Regions from separate parts of the Mus musculus genome. Here region 2 is linked to region 1. Evidence: chromatin loops called from intact Hi-C (ENCODE). Cell type or tissue: left cerebral cortex. All regions are shown on one strand. Links, peaks and the distances in the headings refer to the core of each region. The heading gives the core; the rest is flanking DNA.

Region 1 (5,089 bases), core at 378-4,377:
TGCTAGTTTTTATCCCACCCCCCAGACTGTTTTCCTCTCCCCCCCCCCCCCCCCCCCCCGGCCCATCTTGGTGACCCAGTCTCCATGGTGACTAAAGTTCCATCGACAGGGCTCTGATCCACTCCCACCCCCAACCAGGGATGGATTCAGGGGAGCCCAGCAACACTAGACGCTGAGTCTGGGGGCGGGGCGCGCAAAGAGGGGCCCAGGACCAGTGAAGTAGTCTCTTTCCCTTGTGGGAGGCTCCTCCAGGGACCTGGAGTCTGGAATGAGTTGTCATTGCTGTCCCTGCATCGTCACGCAGGGTCCTGTTGGGAGGCCAGAAGACAAGCTCTCCCTCCCTGGAGGGTCTGACAGACAGCAGCAGAAAGGCTGCTACTTGCTGGACCCCGGTGACAGACTGTGCAGATGGATCTCAGAAGCTGCCTGGGGCAGGAGGTCACCCTGCATCCATGGATGGTTCCGGATTTCTTCAAAGGAGGGCCGATCTGATGGTCTCAGGGACAGGCACCATTTAATAAGGTGCTGACACTCTGCAGAAGGCGGGGCAGACAGAGGTTAAAGATGACTCAACTTGTTTTTGTAATGCAAAGGTCTTCTTCCCCAGACCTACAAGTCTGGGGTTTTTAAAGAGGCACGGTACTTTTTATACCAAACACTGCCCGGTGGGAAAGAACGGATACCGAAAGCCTCCAGCAATCAGCTTTCAGTTAAAAAAGTGCCTCCCCTCTTAAACCTGTGGTTTCAGACTTCAATAGCTCGGGCCTTTCCCATGACACCCACTCACTAGAAATAGGAAGGATGACAAGGGTTTTGATGAGCCACCAGTGAGCAAGATGAGGTGATTCAATTCACCTACCTACCTCACGCCTTCCACTGACACTATCCGGAACCTTCATTTTTTTTTTTTTTTTTTTAAACTTTGTTTAGAGACTGGGTCTCTGCTGGTACTTAGATTTTACAGGGTCTGGGGGTTGGGGTGGGATGTATATAAAACTTGTTCCAATTTGAGCCCAAATGGAGTACTCTGACCCAGTGAAAACCCACCATCTCTTGAGTCCCAGCAGTTGGGGGTCAGAGGCAGGCTAAGGCCTTACTCTCCCCCAAAGAAAATGAATAAATAAAAATAAAAAGGTGGATAGGAATACTCTCTCACTCTTGTAATCCCCAAACCAACCCTGAACCAGGGTTTGGGAAGGATTGGGGGTGTCTGAGGGAAGTTACCTGAAGAGACAGTTTGCCTGAAGAACACTTGGCCCTTGATGATCTCTTCATCGTGCTCAAACGGAATATCTCCGCAGACCATGTCATAGAGCAGGATCCCAAGGGACCAGACAGCTGCCGACCTGCCGTGGTAGCGATGGTAGCGAATCCACTCTGGAGGACTGTACACTCGGGTCCCTACCAGCAGAGGGAATAGAAAGAAACCAGCATTAGCAAAAAAAAAGTTAACAAAGCAGCTAGTCTGAGCCGCTTCTTTTAATTTTTTTTTTCTCCTCCAAAGTTTCTCTGTGTAGCTCTGGAAGTGACTCTGTAGGCCAGGCTGGCCTTGAACTCGGAGATCTGCCTACCTCTACCTCCCAAGGGCTGGATTAAAAGCAAGAACCACCACCTCCACTAGGTTTTCAAATATTTTTTAATAAAGACACTGCCTGGCTCGGGTTTGGTGGCACATGCCTTTAATCCCAGCTCTCAGGAGGCAGACAGGCAGATTTGACTTTAAAACAACCATATTTTTTTTTTCTCTCCATCTCTGCCTCTCTGGTCCAGACAGAAAATGAAGAAATGATATGGTAGCTCTCTGGGAGCCCAAAAACCCTAAACCCAAATCCCTTACACATCGGCCCAAAGACAAATAAAGCCACCGAAAAGCTCAAGTCTAGAGGCCCCACTCAGTGGGTTAGCCTTTAACTACAAGGACCCCAGGGCCCTGCCACACCAGTCTCATCTAGACCGGGCCCAGGTGAGGGCCTTTATACACAACTAACTCAGGGTGTGCTTTCCTCCGGGTTCTATGCAAGCAAGGCATAGACACTGCACTCTCCCACTCCCTAGACTGGAAAGGTACAGTTGCAGGGCTGGTTTCAGACCACGTGATTCCTGTTTACAAACTTTGGGGAGTAAAAAAAAAAAAAAAAAAAAAAGGTGCTAGCCTCGTGGTGCTCAACAGGGGGCAGCAAAGACTTGCCCAGGGGGGGAAAAACACAGGGGAGGACTCAGCCAGCCATTAACTGTTAAATACAAAAAACGCAGCCCAGCCCGGCATCCTCCAAAGAAATTCAAACCACAAGCCAGAGTCACAAGTTTTGAAAGGCCATAGTTTGTCCGGGTGAGCCACTCGGATCGTGACCCACCCTCGCGCTTTGATCTACTATTCCTGCCCTCCACTGCTGAAAGAACGCGATCCAAGCCCCTCCCTATGGTAGATAGGTTTTCATCCTCCCAGCGGAGACTCCCAACTAATTTTCAAACCAGCAACAGATCTTATTTCACAACATTCATTCCAGGCCTCGTCACCCCACAACACCCCCAAGTGGGGTGAAACCGCGGCTCTTATTCCTTTACCCTCAAAAGCAAAACAAAACAAAACAAAACAAAACCCTGCAGTTCTAAGAACTACCTTAAAACTCCCCCACAAAACAAAACTACAAAAGAAAAAAAAAAAAAAAGAAAAAGAAAAAGAAAAAAATCAGCACCAATGTCTCCCGCCACCAACGGCTCCACCTCCTACTGGAGGGAAAAGTGGGTCATACTTTAGAAATCTGGGCTACAGCCGGCTACCCACGACCTCTTATTCACCGGGAAAGCATGGAATTTAATAAATTCCTGCTGAAAAGAAAAACAAGCAAACACCAGCAGCAACAACAAAAACAACAACAACAACAAAACCCCAATCACGCCAGAAATGTTGCAGGTTCGTTCAACCAGCTCGAAATCCCCGGCTGTACTATGCCGGGAAGCTCGCCTCTGCCCCACCCCTGCCAGCTCTGAGCCAGGCGGCCCAATGACCTTTACAAAGGGCCGGAGCCGAGGCCGCCAGAGGCTTCCAGGCCGGCACCTTGGGCAGCTCCCTCCCCGGGGCCTGGCTCACCATCAAAGTCCGTGTAGACTGTGTCCTTGAGCAGCGCCCCCGACCCGAAGTCGATGAGTTTGATTTCGCCGCGGCTCAGGTCGATTAAGATGTTCTCGTCCTTGATGTCGCGGTGGAGAACCCCGCAGTTGTGGCAATGCCGCACGGCCTCCAGCACCTGCCAGAAGAATCCTCGGGCCAGGTCCTCCTGTAGGGCTCCTCGTTCGGTGATAAAGTCGAAGAGGTCTTGCACCGGTTCGGGCCTCTCCAGGATCAGCACGAAACTATCGGGCCTCTCGAACCAGTCCAGAAGTCTAATGACGCCCGAGAAGTCCGAGCTCACCTTCTTCAACAGGACCACTTCCATGGGCACTCGGGTGCCATTGGGCTGCAGAGTGAGGGCGAGGGTTAGCGCGCCGGTTCCGGCACGCCCGTCGCCACCCACCCACCCATGAGAGGGTCTCTGGCTCCGGCTCACTCACCAGTTCTCCCCAATCGGAAATCCGGTCCTTCTCCACGTGCTTAATGGCCACCTGGAAGAAGACCCCCGAGTCTCCATCAGACCCTCCTGCTCAAAGCATCCCTCCGCGCGCCCTCCCCGAGGCGGCGTTGCCCACTCACCGGCAAGTTGTCGGCGACGCGGATGCCAGAGTAGACCGAGCCGAAGCCACCGCTGCCCAACAGCGGGCCCACCTGGTACTGCGACTCCAGGGGCTCCTTCTCTTTGCCTAGGAAAGAGGCACGGGACACTCAGCGCGCTCGACCCACGCGGGGGTCTCCCGGCGTCCCAACGACCCGCGCGCCCAGGGTGGGGTGGGGACACTCACCCGGCGCCAGCTTGGTGGCGTGCAGGTCGTTGCAGGGCGCGGCGCGCAGGTGGGCCAGGGAGTTGATCTTGGACAGGAGCATCCCCACCTCCAGGGTGTCGGTGCGGCGCCGGTGCCGGGACGAGCAGCAGCGGCGGCGGAGCGAGCTGGGGCTGAGCCGACGGCCGGGACTCAGACTGCGGGTGGCGTTGCGGCTCTGGCTGCGGCTGGCGCGCAAGGCCGAGGGCGAGTCGGAGGACGACTGAGGGCGCTGGCGGGGCTGGCCGCGGGCGGGTTCGCCGGCTGGGTCAGGCAGTGCGGGAGGCGGCAGGGCGAGAGGCGCTGCGGGACCCAGGGCTGCTGCTGACTGTGACTGCTGCTGCTGCTGCTACTGCCGATCCCGCCGCCGGCACTGCCGACTCCCCTCCAGCCTCCTCCGCCGCCACGGCCGCTGCTGCAGACGCCCGGCTCGCCCCGCCGCCAGGAGTAAAGGGGCGGAGCGCGCCGCTGGGGAGGGCGCGCGCGGCGGGCGGGGACGGGGCGGGGCCTCTCCGGGAGGCCGAGGTGGGGAGCCGGGCTGGCTCGGCGGCGGAGGGCGGAGAGGGGGCGGGGAGGCGGCGGGACCAGGGCCGCTCCCCTCCGCTCCGCCCCCTCGCGGCTACACCCCTCTCCCCGGCCCCGCCCTCGGGCGCGGCTTCAGCCAACCAGAAGACGCCCTATTTGCATAAGGCGTTGCGGGCCCCGCCTCTCGCCTCGCGGTCAGAATGGTCGCTAACGCCGCCACGACGTGGCGGGAAGGAAAAGGCGCCAAAACGGAGGGGGAGGGGCGCTGGGCGTGCAGGGAGGCGGGAGCTGGGTGGCGCGCGCGGGCGGGGGAGGAAGGATGGGGAGGGGCGTATCGATTCAAACCCAAACAATAACAAAGCCATCAAAGGCCGCCCGAGGCCAGCTCTGCCGGCTCTGTGTTTCCCGGAGATTTGGGTTGTGGAGGGGGGTCGAGGATTGGAGCTGGAGCGTAGCAAGTTGTGAGAAATGGAAGGGCGTTGGTGTGGCGGGCGCGGAAGCCATGAGTAGGGACCGCGTGTGTGTGGATGCCGACCAGGGTGGTCCTCTGGTGTGACTCAGCCCGGAGACCTCCAAGGCTGCTGGGGCGGGTTGACGATGTTATGTGGGCTAGATCCTGGGGGTGATGATTGTGTTTTTGGGGGCGAAG
Region 2 (5,089 bases), core at 513-4,512, 150 kb after region 1:
CAACCAGGTCACACCTATTCCAACAAAGCTACAACTCCAAATGGTGCTACTCCCTGGCCCAAGAATATACAAACCATCATACTAGGGAAGGGTACAATACTCTCTCACCTGGACCTCATAGAAAGGAAGACACCTAACTCTGGACGTCAGGCCTATCTTTTGACCACTCAGTGTATATTGTCAAGGGACAGAGGAATGAGAAGTCCTGGCAATCCCAGGGGCTTCAGTTTAGCTGGGTTCCCAGTGTTTGATGTGGCCTGTTTGAATTACCATCCATCTGTCTGTCCATCTGCTCACCCACCTGTACCCAGTCCTGCAAGCCCTCAGCAGCTCTGCCCTTCCTGAGCCGTTCTCCAGATGGACTGGTTAATATCTAACCTCAGAAGTGGCTTTCTCTGCCTCTGCCTCCAGTAAGGACTCTTTCAAATTGTTGAGATTTGTGGCCTTTGTAACCCTTTGAAGTCATTCTGTCACACACACACACACACACACACACACACTTATAATCACAGTGTGATCTGTATCTTGAGATAATATTAGTAACTAAGATGTGAATGAAAGAATTGTGATTGCTAACAGCCAGCTATCAATTGCAGCCAAGGAAATTGATGTAGCATGGTGCACAGCTCAGTCTGGCCTTGAACTCCTATCCTGATGCCTCTGCCTCCTGAGTATCGGGCTTACTTTACAGGTGTGTGCCACTGCACTGGATTGTTACTTTGTTTGCTTCATTCATTCCCTTAGGAATGGTTTCCCTGAAGATATACTTTCTATGCATTCCTATATTTGCGGTGATAGAAGATAGATATTAATGCCAGACAATACAATATGATACAACACAGTACAGTACACGGTAGTACGGTACAGGGAGCCACATTCGGAATGGGCCATACAAAAACACGGTCCAATGGGGGACAGTCAAATACAGATCGGAAAAACAAGGCACTGGGGACAATACGGAGGAAAAGCCCACAGATGGAAAGTATTTGCGTGGGCAAGTGTCAGGAACGTGAGGTAAAACCTACACCACGGGCAATCAGGGAGGGTGCAAATATCTGACCATTCCAAAGACCTTCCTTGCAAACTAGCAAGAGGACAAGGTCCCTTGCTAGGGACCAAAGGGTCCCTGCTGACTCTGAGGTCCATTACCAGAAGACTCTATTATTGGGCAGTTCAAGACCAGCTGAGAGCTGCTGTGCTTGTTCAGAGGTGGAAACAAATCACCGGCTGGAGTAAGCACCTTCCTGGAAGGTGGCCCTAAGAATTGCTCTCAAGGCATGCGTAGCACTATGCTCCAGGCACTAGACTAGAGCTCTCCCAGGCCTAGTTATTTAGTAACTAAACGCAGCCAGCACCGGGCCTTCATAAGTGCACAGGCAAAGAGTGCTCCCAGCCCTCAGCAGCTGTGAGTTACTCAACTATTGAGGGGTTTCTACACAGGTCCCGGGATCGTGCTGAAGGAGTGCAGAAGCAGGGCACACAGACTGAGACTCGTAGGCACGATTGCGGTGACTGGCCTGGTCCGCAAAGGGGCGGGCACAGAGCTGCAAAGAACCCGCCCCGGGCCGGAGGAGGCGGGCCCGGGAGCACCAAGGAACAACACTCGCCCGCCCGCCATGCCCCCTCGCCCCGCGGCGTGAGTGGTGCTGCCAGGACCCTCCCCTTGACGTTCGGGGCGTGGCCAGCACCACGTGACGGGGAGTGACCTCCACGCCTGGCGCCATGGGGGCTTCGGACCCGGAAGTGGCGCCTTGGGCTCCCGGCGGCGCCGCGGGGATGGCGGGAGCCGGAGCTGGTGCAGGAGCTCGGGGCGGCGCGCCGGCCGGAGTCGAGGCCCGCGCTCGGGACCCGCCACCCGCGCACCGCGCGCACCCTCGCCATCCTCGGCCCGCGGCTCAGCCGTCGGCGCGCAGGATGGACGGCGGCCCGGGCGCCCCGGGCTCCGGGGACAACGCCCCGACCACCGAGGCGCTGTTCGTGGCGCTGGGCGCGGGCGTGACGGCTCTCAGTCACCCGCTGCTCTACGTGAAGCTGCTGATCCAGGTGGGGCGGGGGGCGCGGCGGGAGGATGTGGATGGGATGTGCGGTGTGGGGGTGCAGGGAGGGGGCTGAGGGATCTGAGTGATTGACGTGGGAAAGGAAGCGATTTGGAGGTGCTGGGAGGGAGCGAAGGGACGTGAGTGACAGACGTGGGGTAGGAAGGGATTTGGGGGTGCAGGGAAAGGCGATGAGATGTGGGAGATAAGTAGTCGAAGGCAGTGAGCTTGAAATTCCGAAGGGTAATGGATTTGGGGTGCGGAAAGAAGCCACAGGATTGGGGGAGGGCCGAGAAGTTTTGGTGAATGGGTAGATGAGGGCTGGCTGGGTACAAAAGCGACGTGTTTAGAAGGTGAGTACATTTGGGGCAGAGGACAGCGGGGCTCTGGATTTATAGAGATGGATGAAAGCTTTGAGGGACAAAGGAGTGGGCAGCAGGGCCAAAAATTTCAGAGGGAAAGAATGCAGCAGGGAAGAGCTATCGGTTTACTTGAGAAGGAGCCTGTAGATTTGATGGCGACGACAGATTTGGTGGGAGGAGGGGCCTCCGCATTGGTGGAGGGGGGGAGTGGAGCGGTGTCTGGAAAGGGGAGCCAGGAGGCGGCTTTTAGGGGGAAGGGGAGAATGGGATGACGCATTTAGTGGAGGAAGGAAGGAATTGAAGTAATTGTGTCTGCGTGGGTTGGGAATGGGCAGAAAATGGGGATAGGCACAATAGGTAAGGGTTGTCAAAGCTGGAGCAAAGGTAGGGATGTCTGGATTCAAGGATGCTTGGGCACCTAAACGCTTTTTTGCTTGTTGGCAGCAATTCACTCCAATAGAGGATGAGGAAAGGGTAAAGGGGGAGGAGGGATCTGGTTGGAAGGAGGTGTTGTGCATTTGGCAGAATTGGGTGGGTGTGTGATGGAGGTGGGGAGAGTTTTGATTGGCGTGGTTCAGGCTCAGACTGATAATCAAAGATGAAGCCTAGCATTTTCCAAAGGAGTGGGGGATGGGTGGTGAGGATTGAGTTGGAGACCCAGCTAAGATTTGAGGTTTGATTTAAGGCAAGTGAGTGTGAAGATTATTGTACTATCCTTGTCATAGAACTGAGAGAATTAGAAATACATTTGGAATGAGAAGGCCTTAAGAATGGGAGTCGCTGCTGGGCAGTGGTGGCGCAGGACTTTAATCTTAGCATTTGGGAGGCAGAGGCAGTCGGATTTCTGAGTTCGAGGCCAGCCTGGTCTACAGAGTGAGTTCCAGGACAGCCAGGGCTACACAGAGAAACCCTGTCTCGAGAAAAACAAACAAAGAATGGGAGTTGCTGAAGCCCTGGGGTCTGAGGAATGGGGATTCTAGAATTTGGAGTTTAACTAGAAATATAAGGAATGAGAAGATACTGTCAGGGCCATTGGGCATCAAATTGTGCAGAGATTTGGAGACGGCTGAAAGGGGGATTTGGAGACCAGCACTGACCTACTGTCATGTGAATGTGTATTTACAACATAGTGTTGCAGCCACAGCAAGCCTCAGCTTAGGAGGGACTCTGGGCTTTGCAGGTATCTGAGTTGAGCAGTTGGAGGTGCTAGGAGCTGATGGGGTGAGAATCAAATGCTGGACCTTAGGATGGCAGGCGGAGAGGGTCGGGGGGGCTCTGGGTGTAGTGTGGGAGGACACAGGGGAAGTGGCTTATCATTGGGAGCATGGTGGCATTAGTGTGGGGGTTTGAAAGAATGAAAGGTCTTTGGAGAGGGACCTAGAGAGTGAAGGGGAGCCCAAAGGGTGATGGGAACTAGATGGCAGGGGGGTGTAAGCCTAAGAGCTCTGTTGGGGGTGACAACTTCAGGGAGCTTAATGGCTATAGCTTAGTAATCGGTAACACTGAACAAAAAAGCAACAATAATAACAGATTGTGTTTTGCAGGGAACAGGTGTGCAGGCTAGATGTTGAGCCTCAGATCAAGACTCGTGGGCGGGGGTGGAGGCAGGCAGAGGTATTGAAGGTGGCAAACTGGCTCTGCTGGTGTTAGGTACGGGATCACGGTGTTGGCTGTGGTTAGGACAGTTAGAAACAGATCTAGGTGAGCATGACGTGAGGACAAATCAAGTAGGCCGTGACCTCGGCTCACATTGTACCTTTGATAACCCAGTAGACATAAGACGATAAACTCAACAGATTTGAGAGCCGTGAGGATGTGCGGTTGAGGGTTCGGGTTTTAGGATCAGGTTGGAGTTGTGCTGATAAGACTGGTGGGCAGCATCATAGCAAGAGCTTGGGGCTTGAAGTTCCAGCACAAAGGACCACCCTCCACTTGAAGACGCGGAAGGCCACTTCTGACCTAGAAGAAGAACTCTGGAAGGGAAAGCTGTTTGCCTGGGTCACCTAACTCTTTTCTGGATAAGCCATTGTGAGCGTCATTTTTTTTCAAAAAGACCTCACAATAAAGGGTTTTAAAAATTTACAGTCAGGGGCTGGTGAGATGGCTCAGTGGGTTAGAGCACCCGACTGCTCTTCCGAAGGTCCAGAGTTCAAATCCCAGCAACCACATGGTGGCTCACAACCATCCGTAACAAGATCTGACTCCCTCTTCTGGAGTGTCTGAAGACAGCTACAGTGTACTTACATATAATAAATAAATAAATCTTTAAAAAAAAAAAAAAAAATTTACAGTCAGGAGCTGTGAGATGGGTTAGCAGCACACTGGCCACTTGTTGCTCTAGCCAAAGTATGTGAGTCCCATCCCTGGAACTTACAGCAAAGGTGGCCAGAGGAAACCGGACTCCAGAGTTGACCTCCGACCTCACATCAGACACAATAAATAAGAATTACATTGGAGGCCAGCCTGGTCTACAGAGTGAGTTCCAGGACAGCCAGGGCTACACACAGAGAAACCTTGTCTCAGAAAACCAAAAAAAAAAAAAAAAAAAAGAATTAAGACATTTAAAATCAGCCACCTTCAGTGTATCTCAGAGTCAGGTCTACTGGAGTAATGTGGACTTTGATGAAACACCTTCCTAAAGAAAGGGAAGGGAAAGCAGCAGCCAGCACAGCACAGCAGCCGACCCAGCAC

The links. Peaks named below come from ENCODE experiments on the same cell type or tissue, not always from the same donor. Only the 100,000 strongest peaks of a DNase experiment are listed, where the experiment ranks them.
Region 2: a loop joins it to region 1, with 12 times the contacts of the local background. A loop is called at or near these places in 1 of 42 quality-filtered maps.

The regions. Positions count from the first base shown.
Region 1 is chr17:29,490,034-29,495,122 of GRCm38, reverse strand. Pim1 (proviral integration site 1) reads right to left here and starts at 4,338. Exons shown (of 6, transcript NM_008842.4): 1 at 3,898-4,338; 2 at 3,692-3,798; 3 at 3,553-3,603; 4 at 3,092-3,458; 5 at 1,225-1,401; 6 at 1-533. The coding sequence starts at 3,979. The coding sequence ends at 376. It overlaps Gm26885 (predicted gene, 26885), which reads left to right and starts at 3,579. Exons shown (of 4, transcript NR_168683.1): 1 at 3,579-3,946. In left cerebral cortex, for the core only: CTCF peaks have their summits at 2,186 (motif pointing right), 3,749 and 4,350; DNase peaks (open chromatin) are centred at 2,220, 3,136 and 3,799; H3K4me3 peaks cover 2,558 bases; H3K27ac peaks cover 1,784 bases.
Region 2 is chr17:29,344,421-29,349,509 of GRCm38, reverse strand. It overlaps Mtch1 (mitochondrial carrier 1), which reads left to right and starts at 1,578. Exons shown (of 12, transcript NM_019880.4): 1 at 1,578-2,043. The coding sequence starts at 1,723. In left cerebral cortex, for the core only: no CTCF peak of the experiment used is centred there; DNase peaks (open chromatin) are centred at 1,634, 2,237, 2,653 and 2,867; H3K4me3 peaks cover 2,943 bases; H3K27ac peaks cover 2,072 bases.